Regions from separate parts of the Mus musculus genome. Here regions 2 and 3 are each linked to region 1. Evidence: chromatin loops called from intact Hi-C (ENCODE). Cell type or tissue: heart. All regions are shown on one strand.

Region 1 (8,000 bases):
AAGAGACAGTGAAAGAAAAGAATGAGAGAAAGAGAAAGAAAAGAAATTAGCTTCGAAGTTGAAAAAAAATATTATGACTCCTTTGATTTAGTTAATTTACTTTTTTATGTTTTGAAGAAAGGTGACACGTCTTTTCATACTGATTCGGCCTGAGGACACAAAAGACTGTATTTGCTACTGCAGTTACAAGAAGCCGGATTCAACCACTTCTGCTGAAATTTTAGAAAGACCTTTGTAAAAGACCAGTTCACTGAAAGATGAGGACGGGGACTTTAAACGCCAGAAGGAGTGGGTACCCCAGCCACCTACCACTGCCCTAATATCCCAACTTTCTGTAAAAGTTTAAAAGACAGATCTTTGCATCTGGTGATTTGGAGACTGTTGATTCGGTTCTGTCTTTCGCCCTTTACTGAAACCACCCTACCCTACAGTCAGCCACAAGATTTATTCTTTCAAAGCGCAAATAAGTCCAGAGTCCAAGTGGGTCTTGTTCTTAATCTCGGAGTTTGGCAACATGGTCCCTTCCTTTCTTAAAAACTTCCACCAGATCCAACTCAGGTATTGGCAGACTCCTTGGGGGCTAGGCGAACGGAACTGGGGAAGTGAGAAGGGTGGATGGGGAGGTGAGAAAGGAGGGTGGCTGCTTCCCACATCTATGTTTTGCTTTTATTCTCCACAGGGTGGCCAGCAAAATGAAATCTTCCACCTTGAATTTTCTTTCTAAGATACTCTGCTGTCTCCAGGTGCCAGGCCCTGGAGAATTCCACTTTCTGGGGATGGGGGCGGGGGGCAAACAATTCTAGGTGCTGAGAGCTGGGATCCTCTTGGGTTGTCCCCTGTGTTCTGGCCCAAGTAATGCTCCTCACAAAGTCTCTTACAGACGAGAAGCTGCTGTATGAAGCCCTTGTTTGTTCGCCTAGAACTTTTCCCTAAAGAATCTGACCTCTGCAAAACTCTAGAACCTCACACCCCCTTTCCTAGGAGAACATTTGCTGGTCAGAAGGAGGTCGCTCCTAAACAGAGTAGCTAGTAGATTTTGGGGAAGATTTTTAGAGTAGTAGACCTGTATCCATACAAGCAGTAGTAGCTTTGCACATATTAAAAGTACCAACACACACACACACATACACCTGCATGCAGTAGGCCACTAGAGCTCTAGTAGGTCTTGTAAAATCCCAGGTGCCTCTGTGGGGGAGGGGAGATGGAGATGGCAGGATTCCCTGGGATTCATGTGTGTGTGGGCTCCAGCATTTTCTCCTCTGGAAGCTGTTTTCACTCCGGTTCTCTGCCATTTCCTCCTTTACTTCCCCTGTCTCTCCCTCATATTTCAAGGTTACACATCTGTCTCCCTTGGGAGCTGTAGCTTGGTTCTCTAGGGACCTGTATCTTATGTCTGAATGCTCCTGGAATTACACAGCTCTGGGGAGGGAAAGGTGGTGGGTATTCTTAGATGAGGTAGGTCCTGTAAGCTTGGCCACCGAAGCCCCTGGGAATTGAACCTAGATATTCGCTCTCTCACAACCGCAGTCTGAGCTCAAACTAAATGAATACCAACAGGTGCAACTGAGTTCCCAACAACCCTGCTCGTCCTTGCTCTCTCAGAGGAGAGACCAGGACTTTCCTGCTTCTTCCGACTTGAGTTTTAGGATGGTAGCAGCACCGCACGGAAAAGATGGCAATTTTCTTTTATGGTGTCTGGCAGGATTTGCAGCAGATATTAATGGAGACATAAATAGCACGTGGAAGGTATTGAACACAACTGTTTAATGCAAGAAGGTTGTACTAAGAAAAATCCATACTGAGTTGGGAGTGATTCATACCTTGAACACACCTAACCCCTTGCGCCTTCATTTCTGCCTGCACACTTCATTAGTAAATTCTGTAATTAGGCACATTTCAACAATGTACGTTTTGTATTTTCTAGGTATGCGTATGGAATTTCCCCCCTTCCTCCTTCTGGTGACCCCAGAGGTTGTAGGTTTCAGTGAGTGAGTGGAAATGGCAGGCGGGCTGGGTAGCAGCAGGAGGCCGGAAGGTGCCGGCCGACCTTAGGCAAGGCAGGAGGTCTTGGATGTCAAATGTTCAGCCCGGCGGGACCTGGGCATCAAGGGCGATTGTTGCTACTTGATGGAAACAGACTACTGAAATGTTCCTAGGATGGCAGCTACCGTTGGTATTACAGCTAAAATCGAGAACCGGTTATTCATCCAAAGCGGAAGCCCCAGGAACTTCAGAAGGAGAGAGCGGCAGCAAGGGCAGAGCTCTGAAGTTCAAGATGCTTCTCGCCTTCTGATAACACGTTCACGGTCCAGTCCTCAGCCTAGTTCTTGTGTAGACGGAAAGATTTATCCTAAAGTTTTTTTTCCCTCCTCCGCTCGGTTCCCCTACAGACAATGTAATTTATGGTGGAGAAAACATTAATAATAATTATAATGCAGGCTTATTGACTCCCACACAGACATAGTCCTCTGCCCCACGAATCAATTCTCTGTCCAAGACTTTTCATTTCTTTTCTTTTTCTTTCTTTCTTTTTATTTTTTTTCCCGTTTGGGCGAAGTGTCTGCTCCCCTCCAGCTCCCCGCGCTCGCTCCCCGCCCCCTGCCGCCCTCCCCGTAGCTCCCTTTCTCCGCCTCCTCGGCGATTGCCATCTGACAAGATCTCCAAATCAAAGTGATAAATCGCTCCAAACTTTTTTTGGCGGCGCTGAGATGTTGGAGGGGCGTCTAACGCGCATGTGCGAAGGTGTCCAAACTGACAATGCTAGAGATAGCGAGTGTGGATTGAGAGAAAGAGAGAGAGGGAGGGAGAGAGAGTGAAAGACCGAGTGTGTGCGTGTGTGTGCGTGTGTGAGACAGAGGAGAGAGAGAGAGAGAGAGAGAGAGAGAGAGAGAGAGAGAGAGAGAGAAGGGAGGGGGAGAGAGAGAGCAAAAGAAGGAAAAGATCCAAGAAAAAAAAAACCTAACCACCCAGCAGCGGCTGCAGGACTGGGCACAGCATGAGATCCAAAGGCAGGGCAAGGAAACTGGCCACAAGTAGGTGCAATATCCCTTTTCTATTGGCTTCCCCCCCTTCTCTGCCATCTTGCGTATCTGTGTCTAGCGCACGGGGAGAGAGCGCGGGCTGCTTTGGCGCGGGGGGCCTGGGGTGGAAGGCAGGCACAGCGCAGCCGGCAGCCGGAGCAACCTGCCGATTCCTGCCTCCGCGCCCTGGCTCCTGCTCTGGGCGCAGTGGAAGCGCGGTAGCCCTGAGCCCCGCACCAGGACCAGCTGTGGCAACTCCGGGGTGGGGGTGGGGGCAGCAAAAAGCTGGGAGGGAGGGAGGAGGGCGCGCGCGAGTGAGCGCGAAGGGGTGGGGGGAGAGGAGAGTGTGTCCCCCTCCCCTCCCTTCCCCCCCCAGGCGGGGGAGAGTCGCCTCTGGCCAACCAGCTAGTTCCCGGAGCGGGAGGAGGGGGGAAGCGGGTGGGGGGGGGGCGGGCAGGGGAAGGGCGCCTTTCTGAAGCTCTGTTTGTTTCTGGGGTTTGGGACGGGTGGCGGGCTCCGAGGGAGCCGCGGTGGCTGTGGCCGCAGCCGGCCGCGATGGAGTTGGGAAAAGTTGCGAGGCGGCCGCTTGCAAGTTGCGCGGGCGATCGGCGCTGCGCCTAGCCGCGGCTGCGGTAGTGGGCGCTGTGCGCTCGGTCCTTGTACGCGGCGGCGTGTGCGACGCGGCGGGAGCCCTGGGGAAGGGGAGGCAGGGGGGCCGGGGGGGACACGGTCCTGGGGATGGGTGGGGGGAACCCCGGCAGCGCCGAGCTCTCGGCTCCGCAGAGTCACTCGGCAGGTGGGGAGAGCGGAGGCCGCGCCGGCGTTCTCAGGCCCGGGCGTGGAGGGCGCGCGGCCAGCCGAGAACGCTGCTCCGTAAGGCCAGGAGGGCGCGCTCCGACCCGAGAAGCCCGGGCTGGCAGGGCGCCGAGTGACCCCCAGGGGGCGGGCTGCCGGAACTCGGGGCCACCAAGGGGGAGCAGCTCAGCCTGCCGTTCTCTTTCTGGGTGCAGCCGGGGTCCCGGGTCACTCGTCCTCCCCGGCGCCCTCTGTCTGCCCGGAGCGGAGCAGCCTCGGTCACGCGGGACTAGGGTAGTGGGGTTTGGGGCTATGGGGGACTAGACTACCATCCCCCACGCTTTCAGGGAAGGCTTGGGTGACACTCCAGGACAGGGTAGGGTGGGAAGGGTTGCTTAGCAGGGACTAGTAGGAGTCTGAGGTGGGTTTGTTCAAATGCTTCTGCCCAGCGTTGAAGGGGGCCCAACGAGCAGCCTGCCGCCTTCTTACTCCCTCGGACATCAGAGCTGCTTCGGGAAAGGACCGGCCAGGCCGCCCATGCCTCTCACACTTGGACTTGAGGAATCTCGAACTCTCTTAATTGTTTTGTTTCGGACCAGAGAGACTAAAGATAGGATGTGGATAGTATGTTTGCCCCAGTGAAGTCCCCAAGCGTACCCCCCCATCCCTTGCACATTGGAATTTAGGGCTGGAGGCGCTCCATGCAGCACCACCGGGCGCGTCCTGGCACAGCGGCGCCGGCTACAGTCGTAGCCCCCCGGCATTCCCGGTGTGGGGAATGCAACGTAACGCCCGGCGAGACGCTGTCCTCCCGGGCGTCTTTCCAGTGCTCCAGCCACTCCGCACTCGTGTCCTGCACTCACATACGCTCTAGCGGCATCTTTTCTCTTGGAACTCGGGTCGCAGAGATCAACCTAAATACTGGGCCGTCAGTCGGCCTCCTCGGTCAGTCAGCCGGCTTCTTTCTCTGCTCCTACGGCTCATTTCACTTCGTTGCAACAGTGTAAAGTGCGCCAGCGAAACTGTTTTTCCTGTTGGCTTTTCACTGAGTCTTTATTTTCTTCTGAGAGGGAATAAATGTACACATGCTTGATGGCTTTGAGACTTCAAAGGTTAGGGGTGTGTGTGTGTGTGTGTGTGTGTGTGTGTGTGTGTGTATTTGAGAGGAGGCGGGGAGATCGTTTCAACCGAGCAGTAAGTTGTGAAATGAAAGCCTAAGGCTTTCACCCTGCTTGGTTGCCCAGCATCCGACGAAGCGAAAGCTGAACGCAAAACCTTTCGAATTTTCTTAAGGCTCGCCCCCGCCCCCGCGCGCCTTAGCTATTTTAATTGCTAAGCAAGCTGTACACCCTGTAGCCCACTACTGAGTCCAGAAGCTGAGCCTCCTTTCTGATCTGATGAGACTTGTCAGTCACCGCATGTGAGACACATTGATTTTTGTCTCGTGTGGGGTAAGGATGCCCATGTGCTCTCTAGAGAGCAGGACCCCAGCCTTAGGAACTTTTCCTGCTGAGCCCCAGGTTCCCACTAGCGGGGCTTTTACTGCTTCTGCGGCTGCCTTCCAGAGACACGGGCGCCGCGTAGTGCAGTTTTCCAGCTACCGTCTGAGCAATAAAGGAAATCATATCAGAACTACGGATTTTTGTATTTTAAAGCGCTATTTCCTTTTGCCGAACTGCGCGTGGCAGAGGTGGCTGGTGACCCCTGCGGTGCAATCATCCAACGGAAACTTAGCTGTTTGCAGTCACTGTTTCTTTTTCCCCCCTTCCTGAGTTAGGAAGAGGTAATGTAACCAGCATATCTGAAACAAAACAAGACAAAACCAATTTACTGTAATCGTGGCAAACGTAAGCATTACAAGAGAAACAAACCACACACAAATAGTTCTTTCTCCCATACTTGATTATTCCGTTTCTTTTGTGTACGTCTTTGGTGGATGTCAGTTTAGTTTGGTTTTGGCTAAAGCCCATGGTTAGAGACCAGAGACCACATACCTTGAAAATACTCCCTGATGTTACAGGAACAGATTGTGTGCTCTATCTTCGGTCTAATTTATAGGACCTAATTTTTACACAATACTTGAAACTAATAATTTCGTTGTAAACCGTACGGGAAGGTAGAAAGGTTTAATGTAAAAAGTTTTCTTAAAAGGGAAAAGCAAGAGAACTGACATTTGTACTGCCTAAAACCTTTGACTTATATTTCCATCTTCGAGAAAAGAAAACTAAATAAGGCAAGCCCATTCTGGCATCCAGGAGGCTTCTCAGCCGTTTTATTTGGGGTGTGTGGGGCAGCTGGAGAAGCACCTGGGCCTTGCCAGAAATTCCTGTTGCCACTCTCCTCAGGGTGGGGGTGGGGGAAGGAAGTGAGGTGGGGTCTGCCCTGCAGGTCTAGAGCCTAAAATACTGAAGGAACACCCACCCCACTTTGCCAAAGTACCAGCCTACGGGGGTTTCAATCAAAGCAATGAACATATTACATTCAGTAAACCCCTTATTGCACGTCTCCCCGGAAGTCGCTTAAGAAGGCAATGAGATTATTAAAACCCTGGCGGTGACAGGGAGGCACTTGTTACTTCTGTACTTGATCTTTGTTTGGGAACAGGCCCCGAAGTAGGAAAGGTACAAGCCCGCTCTGCCTCCCGTGTTTAAATTCGCTCTAGCAGGCCAACCCTTAGGATTCTAAGGTTAATTCACAGCCCTGGTTAGGCAGAACTTCTTGCATGCTCATTCACCCTTAAGAAGCTGCATCGAAATAGAGAAATAGAGACTTGCTTTCAAGCATATGCTTATGTGTTTATTCCAGACTACTCTGCACGAGGAAAAAATTGTTCTCCCAACGGAGGAGGCTGGGGCTTCTTCTAGAAAGGCGCGTCGTTCGCCATTATTTGAGCATTACCCTGGCTGGCTTAGGGCTTCTTTATTTCATTTGGCACTTTGAGGCACCATTTCACTGCGGTTTGCACCCCGTTTTGGATCTGTGTTTAGGGAAAGGTTAATTATGCTTTTCATTCTCCCCTCATCCCAACACCGTGGGAGTGGATGGTTCATTAGCTGCAGAGCCTTATGTGCTGGGACTGTGAGTCTCAGGGTTTGGTGATTGTGTGCCTCTGTTCTGTGTCTTCTGAGTGAGCTTGTAATTTTTGAGGATAGCCCCAACTCACACCTTCCTAGCCAAATCTCTTCCTGCATCCCAGGGCCTACTCCTGTGTACGGACACTCAATGACTGTCAAATATAAATTCAGTCTTTCCAGAATATTCATTCTCTCATTCTCTCTCTCTCTCTCTCTCTCTCTCTCTCTCTCTCTCTCTCTCTCTCTCTCTCTCTCTCTCCCTCCCTGTGTGTGTGTGTTGTAAGTAGTTTCTTTTTAAACTTGCGGTCGTTTGGGAGTTTATTTTGTTTTGTTTTTGGAAGTATGGGGCAGGTTAACAGAAGCTACAGCACAGACCAGAGCACGAAGGCCACAGCTGAGGACTTCTGGCTGGGTCTGATGAGGGCCAGAGGAGCAAGAGGGCATAGTTAGCAGCTCCCTGAGCTTCCACCTTGGACTCCTTTCTTGTGGCATCCCCCAAAGTACCTCAAGGTGGGGAGACTTGGCTTGTCTGGTCACCAGCTCATTTCCGGTTTCTAAGGTACCAGGAGCTAGACAGAGCTCAATTCTTTATAGCTGGTGTCACCCTGTACTCTTCATTTCCAAACTGCTGGGTGTAGAGAAACTTGGCCCTCATGGGGCCTCTGAGCTGGGCAGGGAAAGTCTCAGGAATGAGTCCATTCCTTCGGTCCTTCAGAGCATACTTTTGAGCTCAAGGATTTGATTAAACAATGCGTCCCCTCTTCAACTCCAGGGTGCTCAGCGTCTGGTGTACCACTTGCCTTGTTTACAATAACAGTGTAGACACGTGAAAACCGTGGGTAAATCTCTCACAGTCCGGTCCCCGGTTCTAGAACATTCTTGTGCATCTCCTCCTTTATTCACTCCCTCTGCAGGGCATTCCCTGTGGCTGAGGGAAGGGCTCTGAGGTGGGCACCTGGGTCTGGAGGAAGCAGAAAACATTGCAAAGAGGCCATGCTTGCACCATTTTCTGGGGTGATGTTTAACTCATTCAGGACTGGAAGCTGCTGTCCAGGCATTTCTGTAACAGCCCCAGGTCTGCTTTTCCTTCTGATATGACCCAGTAGTTCTC
Region 2 (8,000 bases), 260 kb after region 1:
CAAGGTAAATAATTCCTATGTTCCTCTTCATGTTATTCTGAGATGCACATGATACAAAGTTGTTTCTACCAATAATTAAAAATAAGAGGCCTATCCTTAAACAAACCCCAAAGCAATAAACTGGTGTAGACTGCTGTTCCTTGGAACCTGAGGCGTTGGGGGAATCGGAGAAGACTTTTGAAGACAAAGTCCCTTGATATTTCCCTCTAATGAAATAACATTTCTTGCCTCTAACCTACACAAATGCTCCTGTAAACTTTAAGTTGTTGCTATGTTACTTCCAATGGCTACTGCAGTGCCAAAGCCATTTAGATACTTGTTGTCACACTGAATTGCTTAGGAACAGTGACAGGAAGAGAAAGTGTGTGAGTTCAGTAGAGGCATTGCCATATGTGTGAATATCTTCCATCTGTTACTGGTTGGATCTCTGGATGTGAAGAGTTTGTAGATACAAAAGGCCAATGGCATATGGTTCTCGTCAGTCTAAGGCTGGAGATGCCTGGCTACACAGGAGCGTAAATACAGTTCTTGTTCTACTTTTCATGATTCTGAACCTCAACTTAGTCATCTTCTGCTGCATGGCCAGATACCTCCTACCACCTCCTGACTTTGCTGATCAATGCTAAACTACCAGATGGAGGAAGCTTTATTGTCTTTGGTTTCTGGTCTGTCTCTATCAGCTCTGTGACACACTAGTTACAACATGTTACTGGAAAAGTAGCTTCAAATGGGCACACAAATCAGCCCAAGTGGCAGCATCGTTGGAGAGGGCTACAACCTCCACAGTTGTTCATCTGATCCCACTTTGAATGCTAGGAAGGGATTTAAACCTGGACCCCTTTGCGATCTTTCCCCAGAGTGTCAATGGGAACATGCAGTGGAAGCATTCATGCAGTATAGGTGGTGCCCAGAACATCTGTTTAAACCTTTACTTTTCATAGCATCGAGCTCACCAAAGATTTTGAAAGTCAAATGTATATTTATTCCATGGAGGAAACCTTATCAACCAGTGCAAAAGTTTACTGGCACTAGCTTGGGATATAACGGGCAGTTTAAATCCTGCTAACTGCGAATCATTTTTCAACAGTGTTTATGATTGTGATAGAGTTTAGTGGGGCAGAAGAACAGATAGCATAAATATTTCAACAAAAGCCTATTGGGCCAGCCATATAAATAAGTTAGACCTAGTTTGTAAATAAATTTAGCCTCGCAAACATTCATAATCTTCTCTTGGTGTAAACTATAGTAATTTATGCAGAAGATGCCCTGGATGCCTTTCATAAGAAGTCAGTTGTCTTTAGGAGGCACTGCCTGGTGCCCATCAACTGTCTTACACTGTGTGACTCAACGAGGCAGGAAGGATACTGTACAGACCACCTAATGCTACTAGTTATTACACATGTTGATAGTGACAATTCCCAGACACCAGGCAGGGTTTGGTAGTCTATGAAGTTGTCATATTATATCATTCCCTTAAATACCTAGCTTGTGTTACCACTTAACCATGTTGAAATTACCCCTTCTTCAATCATAAGTGTGGCTGGCATACACACACACACACATACACACACACACACATACACACACACACACATATATGCCTATACATATACACACACACATCTGTTCATATTTTTCTGAAAAGTTTTAAAAAATGAATAATGTTTTCTGAAATTAAACAAACAAAAAAAAACCCCAAAGTTTTCCTTTATGTTTTCAGTCACATTCCATCCCCACAATTTTGAACGATTTCACATTTCACATGATGGGGTGGGTGTCGGAAAACTCAATCCGCAGCCCTTTAGAGGGTAGAATGGGCCGGCAGATTGTGCTCGTTGGCAACATCTAGACTTGTTTTTAACAGCAGAGATATGGTATTTACAATGGAGCAGAGTTTGATCTTACTGGAGGGACCTTCCTCATCATGTTACCTCAGGACACAAATCACTGTTGTCCTTTTATTAACAAACCTGTGATAACAAGGATCAACTTCTCATTTAAAAAAAAAAAAAAAAAAACAAAACAAGACCAAAAACAGAACAGAAAAAGACTTCCCTGAGTTTGAGAGTCTAAGGAAATTTTGTTCTTTGGGGTACTCTCTGCTTCCTTTCCAGCCGAGTGTGGCGCTGTGGATGTTTAATTGCCCGCTTGCATTCCTCTTTCTCAGCAAGCCACAACCCCCTCTTCTGCCAGCCATGCATAAGTATTTTCTTTTCCTTATGCAGGACTCCTGGCTGGAAGAAAGTTCTTCTGTGTTGTAGCTGTAGGGAAGGTCTCCATGAGCTCTTCTGTGGAATGGACCTGAGCTCACGCAAGCTCCTTACTCATGTCTCAGACAGCGCAGTCTGGCTTAAGCACGAAGTGAGGCTCTCAGGGTCCTTTACTTCCTCCCGATCGCCATCTTCCAGGAAGGTTTTGCCTTTCCTCTTCTGGGAACAGTCTGATTCTCTTCTCTCAGTATATACTATTCTTCAGTGTCCTTGCGAGGGAAGTCATGGCTGGACTTTTTCCTTCAGTGTTTAGCTCCCCTTCTGAGACAAGGCGGTAGTACTTCTGGCAAGAGCCACCAAGCCACACTTAGATAACCCTCATAAAGAGACTGCGGCTCTCAGGTCCCACGCAGAACCCAGTGAAGCACATCCGTGGTCAAAGAGACCAGTCGTTCCCCATTAGTGACAGCGCATTAATGCTCCAGCATGTCTCAGCCACCTTTAAACGGTCTTGGTAAAGAAGCCAATCAGATCACTTCTTAACATGCTTTCCTCTGAAACCACCGTCAACAACATAAACAAATTAGCTATAGTAAACCACACATTCTGCCCACACAGAAACCACAGCCCTCACCAGAGGGCAGTGTACTTAATGTGAGAATAACAGCCCAGCTTTATAAGCCTCCACTGGGAATAAATTCCAGTTGCACTGGCTAGAGCAGGGCTGGGGAGCCAGAGCACGCTCTCGCCTAGGTTACGGATTGTGGGAGAGCCAATCGATTCTCAAAGTGTCTTTCCAGGAAATACATTTTCTAAGCTTTTGGCATGCCCAGTTTGGCAGTTCTCCAGCTTTCATTATGGGGATCTGCTATGGCTTCAGTGGAATGGTCCCAGACACAAACTGGCCCAACTCGCTAGCTCTTCCTCTCAGGTGGCTCCAGGGTTCAGAGGAGTTACCGGGTGGAAACCTCAAGGCAACTGCCTTTTTCATGGCCACTTTCCCAAGTTTATGATCCTCCATCTTGACCCCTGGGGAGTTGTGAAATATTCTCTATACCTTCCTCATGCTGATATACTTCCTTTCTTGACAATGGCTAGTCCTTAACCATCCAGTCCAGCCCTAAACCAGTGTGTTCCGTCATCAGTAAATTCCTGCCTGTGATAGTGTTTTCTTAAATACCTGTTTAAACAGTGATTTAGATAAGAGTGTCCCATTTGTGTGCAGCAGGAAATGCCTGCCTTCTTTTAGATATGCTGGCAAATAATTGCTGTAGATAGGGCCTGAACGCTGAAAGGCCGTACTCTGCTCACTGCAGATGCCTGAGAAGCGACCTGCCAGTAAGCTGTGATGTAAATACCGGCATTTCTATTCTACTTTAAATGGATTGGAAGCAAAGCCACTTTGGGGATATAAAAGGCTTATGAAAAAAAGCCAGTAGGTCAGAGGTTGCCAAAAATCTCTTAAAATTTTGTAGTGCTAAAAGAGAGTTCAGGCAAATGTTGCATTGTGAAAGGAATACAGACGGGCATGTAAGGAGTCTGGTCCTACCAGGCCTTCCAGTATAGACTGGTGACTAGGCTCACCAACAACAAAATATACCAAACATTAACCAGGTCATGCTTTCCCTCTAGGCCTTACCCACAGAACGTTAGTGTCTCTATTTTGTTTTCTTGGATTCTGTAAATAGATGCCAAAAGGCTCTAGCAATTTCTTTCCATCGCCATTTAAGAGAAGCTTAGCAAGGCCTATACCATAATATGAGAAATATATTTATGTATATATTTGCTATTTGTTTTCAATTCCTATTGTACTCTTGGCCCTGTCTGTTGCTACCTCTCCCAACCCTCTCTCATTCTGGATCTTTCTGACAGCAGACTAATGAAGTGCTTTGAATACTGTCAGGTAGCAAGGCCCAGAGGGAAGAAATGGATTAGGTCAGAACAAGGAAGCTAACTGAAACACTGAGAGTCAAAGGAGCTTGAAAGACCATTAGGAAAATTCCACATGCCAAGCCATGTCAGCAGGCTAGGGCACAAATATGCCATAGAGACTCAGATGTCACACACATGGACCAGAGTTGAAACATGACGAGTGTTTGCCTTTCACCCTTTTCTGGGATCATGGTGCTTTGAAGACTGCCCATGGGTGACCTCTCTAAGACAATGACCTCTATAGGACAGACCTCTGCTTCCAAATCTATGCTGCTGGATTTCCATAGAATCCTTTACAGCCTATTTGTCAGCTCCATGAGCATCTATTTTCCTCATCTTAGTAGTTTCCTTTCCTCCTTTCATTGGGAGTGTGAAATTTCATTTTCCTGGGGACATTTTCACAGAGTGCTTCAATGGCCAGTTCATTGCTCGGTTTGTGCATCTGGTATTACCTGGGCTCCTCCCTTTCCTCACATGTTCAGTGGAGGGCTCTGCTGCTGGTGGAGAAGAGCTGGCCCCTGAGGTCCTTTGCTTTCTCATCAGCACGCCTCTGTCACCACTCAGGAATTGTCCTGAGGAGGGACGGAGAGCATGTCCTGTTTTAATTTGGAAAGGAAACTGCAGTCTTCCCCCTCCCTTCCCCGACCACTGGTAAGCGTGCATGGACTCACAGACTCATGGCTCTATGCTCACATACTCCCTGGAGGTCCCTGGTGGGGCCTGAGGTTTGGCTAAGCCTCCCTCTCCTGATGCTGGGCACACATCGTCTGCGTTCAGCCACGTGTAATCCTTCCTGTCTGCCTGGGAGTTGGGCACAAAGTACTGGTGCTTGGGCCCACCCTCTTCTTTAGTGGCAATTAACCTTTACTACAGAGCTTCCTTTGAAGTTTGCTCGTGTTTTTATTACAAAACTGCAACAAGAAACATAATGGGGGGAAATGTCTAAATTTCTGAGTTACCTAATCTGTTCAATTCCCTAGTCGGGCTCCTCTTGGCAGCTGTTTTACACAGCTATGATCTCAACCAGTCTGCCTGAGATCCCAAATCATGTTTCTGTCTCAGCCTATTTTTAAGATTAGGGAGCTGCTAAGTACCACACACACACACACACACACACACACACACACACACACCACTTATTGCTAGCAAATGCACATGGATGTGCATATTGTGCGCAAGTTTGTACAGCCAAGTTAACATGGTTTCATGGTTTTAGCTAAAGTCGAGCTTTGTGCTTTAAACGTTAGCATTAATACTGCCTTAGTCTCTGAACACTTTCTATCAATGGACTGACTCGGGGAGCAGAGAGGAAAACATTTCCGATACCGACAGGAAGGACAACATGGAGTGATAAGCATTTTGATGGCCATTGAATGCTATTAATGGGTGAAGCTCAGGAGCTTGAATGGCATCTGCCCAGAAGATTTTCAGTTAAACTAAGCAGAGGAGCCAAAAGAAACAACTGGTGAGTTATATAAATCCCACAAAAAGAGAAAGCAACTCAGGCCAGCCTTGCAAATAAGGGCCAAAGAATTATGAGTGAAATGGCATTTTTTTTTTCCTAGCCCGCCGTTCACAGGAGCTCAAATAAATGAAATCATTTTTCCTCTGCTTTTCACTGAGTAGTAAATCACTGCTAATCCAAGGCCGGAAGAAAAGCAACCATGAAACTCAATGGAAATAAGGGAGAGTACCTCACCCTGGTCAGAATAGGTGAGGACTTTCTAAGAAAATGCAAAAAACCCACAAAGACAACTTAGTGAACTTAGTTCCACTAATGATAGAAAGTTCTATGACTGTATCAAATAGAAAACTATAGAGAAAATGAGTAAGATTTTTATCCTTGGGCTAATTTGCCATTAATCAGACAAGAGTTGAGGCCCATTTTAAAAAAATGAGAGAAAGCTATGCCTAATATGTAATGGAAGAAATATGAGTCACTGATAAAATATTTAGTATTAGTAATCACTAAGGTATAGATTAAGGAAACAACTGATAAATAGTTTTCCTACTGATAAAAATGAAAAACAGCACACATTGGAACCTGTAAGTATGACTGGTAATAGTATAAATTGATAAATATATTTGGAAAAGAAATGCCAATACTCACTAGGTTTTAATAGGGATCCCATCTAAGAAAAATTGAAATGGATAAATGTAAATATCTATATAGAGGGTATTTGTTTTACTGACAGTTTTGGGATTAAAAAGAAAAAAACAAAAAACCCGAGTACTATAGACACACTTCCTTTGGATCCCTATAATGGTAGAATGTGTAGCAATTGCACATAAGTTTAGCAAATAGGAAAAAAGAGAAAAGTATTTACAAAACACTATCAAATGAAAAGGCTGAACAACAGAATGTTTACACAGGAGACAGACTTTTGACGACCCAGACTCCTAATAAAATCTTTAAAGAAAGTAAAAGGCCTAAGTGAGAAAGCGAAGATTGGGTTCGAACAGTTGCTGACTGTAGAGATTCTGTTCTGTGTCTTTTACTGCCAGATTCTACATTGGAAGAATGAAAAATTATTTTTCACATCACTTTCCCCCCACTGGATTGCAATGAGTGTATTTATGCAGCAATGGGCACTGTTATTATTGGTAATAAGCTTTCAATCCCCCCCCCCCTTAGATTCTGGTATCTTCTAAACAAAACTCTTACAAACTGCAAACCTGGGTAGTTACTGAGACAGCTACAGAAATAAGTAGAATCTAATTGAAGTGTGGGCTGTTGCTTGGTCTCTAGGGACATTAGAACGCTTACGGTTTGAATTGGAGGGGTTGATTTTTCAGTAGAATTTCCCAAGCCATTTGCCTCAAACAATAAGCTCTTCTCCCTGTCCTCATCGAGTTAATGACACAACCAAAGGATACATGAAGCAAATTACAGTTGGAGGCAGCGCAGCTCCAAGAAGTTACAAGGGTTATTTATCTTTATGGGCCCACTGATGTATGCCACACGCCCTACCTGATACTTTCCTATTGTAAATGTGCTCAATCGGTGAGAGCAATATGTAGGAAGTCTTTAATTGACTACAGCTACAGCTCGGGGGAAGAGATCTACCAATTTCCCCCCAATAACAGAGCTTTAATGGAGATGGAATAATGGAGGTTGTTTTTCATTTAGATGGAATGATGTCTTAGCAGCTTTTTGGGGAGTTATTGAGTAATCTCCACAGAGGTGTCAGTTTATTCCCACTTATGCAAATACTCAATATGGTGTGATAAACCTTATCCATGCTGAAAAGTTTATAAATGCTAGATTCTGTTGAAATATGACTGTATGGTTTGCTTGGTAAAAGTCAGCAGTTTTCTATTTACATTCCTGTCATCCCAGCTCTGTTCATATTTAATTCAGATTGATACTAGCTGGATGGTGGCTCAGAGACAAACGGCCTGGGCTTTCATCTGTGTTGACGCCTGCAGGTGGATGAGTAGAACTGGATCTTTTGCCTATACTTGCTTGAGTGCTTAAGTTATTCTTCAGGGTTAATTAGAATATTATTTTTTTCAGTTTTAGCAGGATTATATTTTGGCATATGTATGTATGTGTATATATGTGTATATATAGTGACTCTCTCTCTCTCTCTCTCTCTCTCTCTATATATATATATATATATATATATATATATATATGCTTTAAATTCAAATTCTCCCCAGCAGGCAGGGCACACATATCTTGCTGGAGCTAGATTCTCTGGACACTCATTTAGACTCTGAACTGAGAGAGTTCGTGATGACAGGGAGCCCATAGGGTTCAATGTGACAGTGGGAGGGCTCATTTGTTAATTGTCTCAATCTTTTTCTAGGATTTGAGATCCCTTTGTTGGACCCGATACTGTGACTGGTTTAACT
Region 3 (8,000 bases), 50 kb after region 1:
TTGCATTCATATATATATATAGATTCACACACTGATACACACACACATATACAAACAAACACATAATTGAAATTACCCATGTTTTATCACTTCTGATATAGTAGGAGAATTTGGTACCCAGAAAGTTTTCAATCTGATGGACACTACACAATATACTTTCTTACTAAAGTATTCTTTTACAAATCCGCAATGTGGGCGCCACTAGAGAATCTGTTAGTGGTGGAGCCTCCCAGGCCCACCTCAGACCCACAGGACCAGCACCTGCATTACTAAAAGGATGTGCACACAAGTGGTTTGAATTAGAGTCAAGATGCCAGAGTTAGCTTCTATGTGTACTCATGAACATTCACACAAACACACAGTTACTCATTATGCAAGTGAGTAATAAGGCTGTTATAATGGACACATACAGAAAAATGAAAACTGTACATCTTACAGTCCGTAGTGCTCTTTTTGATTTGTCTTTGTGGGAGGATGTGTTTAGTTCTGAGATCTGAACACCCAGGGCACTACATGTGCAAGTCAGGTACCAAGAAGGGAGAACCTGGGAGCCTCTGTCCTTGTCTTTTAGTTTAAAATCTAGACTTGGGGTTGGAGAGATGGATCAGCAGTAAAGATTACTTGCTGGTCTTGCAGAGGACCTAGGTTTGGCTCCTAGCATCAACACACATAAGTGTCAGAGCCCTTTGTAACTCCAGCTCCAGGGGGATCCAATGCCCTCTTCTGGTCTCCGCAGGTACCACGTACATTCATACACAAAGGCAAAATACACTCATAGAATAAAAGTAGGTAAATCTTTAAAGTCTAGACTTTCTTATGAGAGGGGAACACTAATCCTGAAAGGTAAATGCCACATCCTCAAACATTATATTGGGCTTCAGTTATGTATTAATATTTGGGTACAAAATAAAATAAAAACATAAATAACACAACTTTCTATGGTGTTCCTGGCATCTAGACAGTCTACGGTATCAGCAGATGTATTACTAACTTCAAGTTGCTTTATAATCTTTTTTTGTTTTTGTTTTTGTTTTTGTTTTTGAGACAAGGTTTCTCTAACCCTGGCTGTCCTGGAACTCACCCTGTAAACCAGACTGGCCTCAAACTCATAGAGATTCCCCTGCCTCTGCCTCCTTTGCTGGGGCTGAAAGCATGTGTCATCACACTTAGCCCTTATAATCATTGTTAAGTAGTAGTAAGCTTGGCGTTGGTAATTTAGTTTAGTTATGGAACTCTTTAGCACGTATGAAGTCCTGGGTTCCACCCCTAGTACCACCAAAGGAACACACACACACACACACACACACACACACACACACACACTCACGCACGCACATGGTAGTAGATTCGGTGTCTCAAATGGATACAAGAATCTGTGTCCCTGAGCTTAACGAATCGACTTCATCTGTCTAAGTAGTTGCTTGGTTGTACAGAGCAGTTCCTCTCTTTCTGAAACATTAGCTAATCTAACTCCTCTAAATATTTTATTTTAATTTTATTTTTGGCAAGAGCTAAGTAATACAGTCAGAGAGAGAGAGAGAGAGAGAGAGAGAGAGAGAGAGAGAGAGAGATGCAGCAAAAAGCCGCCTCTTCTCAGCATGCCATTGTGCTCCACTCTTGCCTAAGAGAGACCCTCCCCTCCTCTTCTCCCTCTCCCTCTGGCTTCAAGGGTTGGCAGCCACAGCCATTTGACAAAAACTTGGAAAGGAGCCACTGACAGGAATCATTGAACAATTGCTCTGTGAAACTTAAGATAACACTTTGTTCCACTACAGTGGAGCTGTTGTGTGACAGAAGGAAATTATCTGTTTAGTCCTTGATTAACATTTATGCGAGAAAAATAAAATTAAAGTCGACATTATCTGATCCAAGAAATGCTCATATTTACTTGAAAGAGCGAATATTAACTCAGCACTCTTAAAGAGTTGGCTGTAATCAACTTTAGAAGATTTGTTGTTTGAGTTACAACTGCATAACAAAAAACGAACCAAAACCAAATCCAGCAACATATTTAAGAGGCCAGTGGAATATCTCTCAACTACCAAGTGAAGTTCTCTGGAGCTGGTGGGGTTTTCAGAAAGTGCTAGATTATTAAAACAGTAGTCTATCTCCATGGACACTGGGCAGGTATGTGTGTGGATGTGTTTTCATAGATGTTTACTTATTTTTAACACATAGAAGAGCTGAGCAAGACTTACTGAGTTCATTATAGATCTTTCCTTCTCTCTCTCTCTCTCTCTCTCTCTCTCTCTCTCTCTCTCTCTCTCTCTCTCCTCCTCCTCCTCCTCCTCCTCCTCCTCCTCCTCCTCCTCCTCCTCCTTCTTTTCTTCTTCATTTTGGTTTTTTGAGACAGGGTTTCTCTGTGTAGCCCTGGCTGTCCTGGAACTCACTCTGTAGACCAGGTTGGCCTCGAACTCAGAAATCCATCTGCCTCTGCCTCCCAAGAGCTAGAATTAAAGGTGTGAGCCACCACTGCCTGACCATTATAGATTTTTCATCAAATTAAGAAAGCAGACACAGGGAGGAGGCTCTTAAAGTCAACCAAAGCCCTACAGTACACTCCAGGCCAACCTGTGAGATGCTATCTACCCGCAACTCCTCCCCACCACTCCAAAATTGGGGTAAAAAAGTTTTATCATTAAGATATAAGTAATATCAATAATGGTAAACTCAGATTTTCAAACAGAAGACTTGAATTTACATATTTATTTGTTCAACACATATTTTCTACAAACCTGGTATATTTAGGGCATTGTTTCAGGCTCCATTGGAGCTGACGTGATGAAGGGGAATGGGTTCTTGTGTGAGTCTGTAGCCAGCTGGAGGAGCCTTGCACATTATTACCCCTTGGTAAGCTGAGGAAGGCGAGCAGGCTTTCAGCTATCCCCAAGGTGTCTCTAGACTCCTGCTCCCTTATGAACAGGGATGCCTATGTTTTTTGAGCCTGCGTGTTTTATAAGTATAGAAGCAGTAATTTACACAACTGCTTACCATGAGCCATTTTCTTTTCTCTGATTATTTGCCGTGCCTGAGGATTGAACCCAGGACTTTGCACCTGCTAGGAAGGTTCTTAGTGGGCTTCCCCCAAGAACCTGGGCCAGAAGCTTTTGAATAGCTCTGGAGATGTAAGCTCCGTAGTCTATGGTTACTAAGCCCCTCATTCACAAGTAAGAGGGTTCTGGTGCAGGCGGGGGTGTAACACCCTTAGCGTGGTGGGCAAAGACGTGAGCTTGTACCCTTCGCTCTGGTCTGCCTGTGTAATGTACTCTCTACAGTAGGTGCATACAGCAGTGCAGATTTATTTAAAAGTATACAACAAAGCTTCCTGCTTATTGACGCTATCTTTTCCATGACTTGGGTCTGTTTATCAAACGCATGCTTGTACTGATTGATAAGCAGATATCACAGATTGATAAGCAGGCATATCTTCCTAATCTGTGGAACTCAAACTTCTGTGACCATTTGAAAAAGAAAATGGGCAGCGGGTTATCCAAAGACACCCAGCATTTATCGTGGGAGGGCTATTTTGCACCAGGCCTTTTATGTATCTTCTTTAAAATTCACTGTATTCATTCTTAAGTTTGCGTGTTGGACCTCATTTTTTGTCATCTTTATTGATTTGAAATTAATCTAGATTTTGTTTATGTAGGTTTGTTCCTAGCCCAGATTTTAGAAAAAGGCTTATGAGCAGAGGAGAATCAAACAGTAAGGAAGGAATTTTGGACTGTTGTCCTCGATAATCTGGAATTTTGTTAAGGGATAATAGAGGAAAGCTGTTTTTTATCCTGGAGTCATTTCGAACCATGTGCTCATCACAACTCCTATGGTCTAGTTATGTGTGTTTGGAGATGGAGAGGGGGAGAGGGAGGGAGTGGGAGGGAGGAAGGGATGGGGGAGGGGGGAAGGGGGAAGAGAGAGAGAGAGAGAGAACACTGGAGAGCACACTCAAGCAAGCTGGGAGGGAGGGAAGAGAAAGTAAATGAAGACTATTATGGAAGGAGATGTGAAATAATGGATATATGAGCTTTTAACAAGGGGTTGAGCTTTAGCCTAGATCTAGTTCCTTGCCAGTGGAGACTCTTTTTGAGTTATTCCCAGTGCCTCAGGCCTGGCATGAGCAGGACCCCATAAGAGGCTGTAGAATGGATAGATCAGAGGCCTTGGTTTCTGCAAGAAGCTCTTCTCAGAGGAAAAACCCCTCCCTCTGAAGACGCTCACTGGCCAGGTGCCACATCCTCCTTGATGTCTCACTGTCCCACTGAACTAACTCACTGACTTTGAAGCCCAGAGAGGCTTGCTTGGGAACCCAGCAGGGCAGCCTTGGTCTGTGACCTGGGCCCCTGGGGACAGGGTTAGGAGATTGCAATGTCCTTGCTGTAAGGCTAGGGATACAAGGCCAGATTACTTGGGTCACAGGTCCACATTGTTGAATGAAGCAGAAGCATTAATTAGTGACAATTACCTATTGGAAAAAAGAAGTCGAGTCCTCAGTGCTCCTTCCAAAAAACTTAAAGACAGGAGGAAGCTTCTAACAATGGGTAGGGGCAGATGCATTTCCGCCCCAGTGTCAAAAACAAGGTACTGTCTAACTGATGAGTTGTGAGAGCTCCCAGCGACGCTTTGATGAGCCATCTCCTGCTTCCTGATATTGTGACCCCCTCGGCAAACACTGACAAATAAAACCAGCATGCCTTCGATGTAACCGAGGGCACACTATCTGAGGAGACGCTTCATTTCAGGATGTGTTTGAAATCCTGTTATGAATAGGGTTTACATCCTTGCCTCTGAAATAATATTTTTGTACTGTGGAACTCAGTGGTAAGAAAAAAAAAAGGACAGGTCATGTAATGTGTAAACAATTTAACTTTGATGTAATATCTTGTTTGTTGGATTTGAACCTGGGGAAAGTCAGAGAACATGTTGCTTAGCTGATTTCTTTCTTTCCTTCCTGTCTATTTTCTCTTACCTTGGATGGCATTTTAAAGATGAAGAGTGTAACTGAGACCAGGGTTGTATCCCAATGCCAGCCTTTCAGTCCACTCCCCTTTCTCTGGAGGAAAACCCTTAGGTTTATAGAACCTTCCCGGCCATGACTGTAGCTAGAACCTGGGAGATGTGGTGTAAGGGATGGTGAGACTGTATTTTGTTAAGTTGGAGAACTCGGAGAATTCGAGGGTTCTGAGCTGCAGATGGAACTTAGATCTTTTGAGGCTTGCGTTCCATTTGCTCTTGGCAAAGCACAGTTTCCTGGTTCAAAAGAAAATAAGCGCGCAAGAAAAAGGGCCCCCGGGCTTTGCGGACATCAAAGCTGATGAGATACCCTTATAAAACAGCATTTTGATGATTTGTAGATTATAAGAGCTAGGAACATAGAGATTAAAACTATGCTTAAAGAACCCCCAAGTTAAAGAAAAAGAAAAACCCAATACAAACCAACAGCAGAGCACCAGGAACATCAGTGCTGGCAGCGTGCAGTTCCCCGGGTGTCTCTGCCAAAGCTGAGGTGCCTTAGTGAGTCTTGGTGCCACCATGCCACATTGTTATTATTATTATATTAGTATTTTGCAAAATTTCAGCCTTGATCTGATGTCCATCAGATGTTACACCTAAAACGGTAGTCATAATGTTTCTGATTTTATTTTTTGGAAATTATATGTCCTTTTTTTGTTTGATGTTTAAACAACTTTATAGACTAATAATCCTTCTACTTAAGTACTAAATATTGACCAACCTATCTAATACAAATTAGTTGCTTTTTTTTTTTTTTAAAGAAAACAAACAGATAGACTGACACAGTTTCTTTTGGCCCAGGATAGTTTTGAACTCACTGTGTAGTTGAGGATGACCTTGAACCCCTGATCTTCCTGCCTTTGCCTCTCGAGTGCCGAGATTAGTGGAGTGGAACACTGTGCTTTATGTGGTGCTGGGAACCAAGCCCGAGGCTTTAGAGATGCTAAGCAAACCTCCTGCTAGCTGAGCTCTGTCTCCAGGTCCCCAGATGCACCGCTTTTAAAATTATTCTAGATTAGTGGTTCTCAGCTGGATGTGGTTCTGGGGCCCTGATGCTCATATGGTACTCATATGGACTCATAGGGGTCATATGGTACTGTCTGGAGACTCTGGAAGCTAACTACTGGCTTCCATATCCCACAATGCACAGTCTGCTGTCTACAAACAAGAAATTATCGGGCTCAAAATGTCAAAGCCACAGTGGTTTGAAAACCCTGTTCTAGACTGTAGGAGACTCACAGTCCTTATCTTTTCTACCTTTCTTACCTTTCTCTCAAGCAAAATTGATGTTCTTTGCTGATTTCTGGGCATAAATGATCAGATTAGAGGAGTAAAGATAAGAGTGAGAAAAAGAGAGGGGGAAGATTTATATGTGGCTAGTGTAATCATTTGGTTCCTAGGTCTTTAATCCTGTCCCATTATAATGGAGGAAAGCAAGCACTTTGAAAGAGGTCACCCTGGGCCTGAGGACCAGAGATTATTAGCTGTTATAAGCTAGGTCTTTAAGAAAGCAATGGAAACAGGATATATTAATAAATTTTGTTTGCCATTGTCCGCATGCAATTCTGTGCAACCCCAAACTGAGGCTTATGAAACACTTCCGCCCTTCACAACTGCCTGGCTTGTTTGTTTTGCCCACATACCCGGCGTCTGCTCCAGCAGATTCGGCTGCACTCGTAGAAAGAGCAGGGGCAGGGGAAAGAAGCGTGTGATGGGAAGTTTCCATGGACGTGGTGAGAGGGCTAGTTAGGCAGGGTCCTGCAGGCAAGTCCATCCAGACAGAAGAACAGCTTGATGTAGTTTAGAGCTTGCTTTTATCTATCTATCTATCTATCTATCTATCTATCTATCTATCTATCTATCTATCTATCTATTTATTTATTTTTAAATGAGATGGTGGCTTGGATCAAGACAGTGCTTGATCTCCTGAGGAGTCTGAAGAGGTCTTCTACTCCTGCACACGTATGTGTCAGTATTCAGACTAGCATGTTTTAGGCAGGGCTTCCTGGCCTTAAAATCACCTAAATCCAGAAATTTTAACAGAAATAGATCCTTGGCCTCTGCTTTATGTCACTAGCTCAGAGGACCTAGGGTCTGAGTAATGCTTCTCCCGAGTCAAGTCTGGGACGCTCCTGTCCCCAAACTGGTAAACACAGGGGACAACACATATTCTCCACTGTCACCCTCGTTCTGATTGGTATATATTTTTCTTTCACTTATCTCTATCAAATCTCACCATTCCCAGTACCACTGAGGGGAAAATAGATTTGACTTTTTTTTTTTTTGAGACAGGGTTTCTCTGTGTAGCTCTCTGACTGTCCTGGAGCTCTGTAGACCAGGCTGGCTTCGAACTCACAGAGATCCTGCCTCTGCCTCACAGATGCTGGAATTAAAGGCATGAGCCATCACTGCCTGGCTATGTTTGGGGCATTCTTAATAGCATGAACTTCTTTATGTCCTCAAGCATATAGTTCACGTATAGTTAGTGAAGACCTGTCAAATTATGGTTGGATCTAGGATGCTGAATTTAAAAATATAAGTTGGGAGTCGTATCTCCCAGTTCATCCATAATTATAGCTTAGGTAGAAAACCATACGAGTAGAGAAACGATGTTCTAAGATTCTAGAATAATGTGGTTTCTTCTGGCAAGGAACAATAGGGAGGTGAAGACATGTCCTCCTTTGTGGACATGTAGTACCAAGTACATTCTGGAAGAATATAGCAGAGACTAAGTTGAAATGATTATTAACTCGAGTTGAATTTGGAGTATAATGCCAGCCCTTCCCCTAGCCCGTGTTACAAAGGGAGTGTTGGTTGGAGATAGCACATGAGGAATAATGGGGTAGAGGTCTTCCTGAGCTAACCTGGGAACCTCACACCTATCATGAGCTCTTTATGGGGATACATACTTGAGTTCCAAATAAGCATTCCACAAGTGACCTTCTGTGTCGATTGGCTTTTGTCAAGTTGACACAAACCTAGACAAATCT

What was found. Hi-C counts contacts between places; a loop is a spot of excess contacts. Peaks named below come from ENCODE experiments on the same cell type or tissue, not always from the same donor. Only the 100,000 strongest peaks of a DNase experiment are listed, where the experiment ranks them.
Region 2: it touches region 1 in a loop (5-fold over the local background); 5 of 42 quality-filtered maps call a loop at or near these places.
Region 3: it touches region 1 in a loop (5-fold over the local background); 6 of 42 quality-filtered maps call a loop at or near these places.

Annotation. Positions count from the first base shown.
Region 1 is chr3:30,504,462-30,512,461 of GRCm38, reverse strand. Mecom (MDS1 and EVI1 complex locus) reads left to right here and starts at 2,703. Exons shown (of 16, transcript NM_001370769.2): 1 at 2,703-3,032. The coding sequence starts at 2,996. In heart, CTCF peaks have their summits at 3,662 and 3,934 (motif pointing right); DNase peaks (open chromatin) are centred at 2,691, 3,281, 4,001 and 5,101; H3K4me3 peaks cover 4,825 bases; H3K27ac peaks cover 5,329 bases; H3K27me3 peaks cover 2,710 bases.
Region 2 is chr3:30,241,598-30,249,597 of GRCm38, reverse strand. All of the region lies in intron 1 of Mecom (MDS1 and EVI1 complex locus), which reads left to right. Among named protein-coding and RNA genes, the nearest start is that of Mecomos, 230 kb to the right of the region's middle. In heart, a CTCF peak has its summit at 2,826 (motif pointing right); DNase peaks (open chromatin) are centred at 3,077, 3,497 and 4,837; H3K27ac peaks cover 2,706 bases.
Region 3 is chr3:30,454,741-30,462,740 of GRCm38, reverse strand. All of the region lies in intron 1 of Mecom (MDS1 and EVI1 complex locus), which reads left to right. Among named protein-coding and RNA genes, the nearest start is that of Mecom, 51 kb to the left of the region's middle. In heart, a CTCF peak has its summit at 719 (motif pointing left); DNase peaks (open chromatin) are centred at 1,690, 4,430 and 4,520.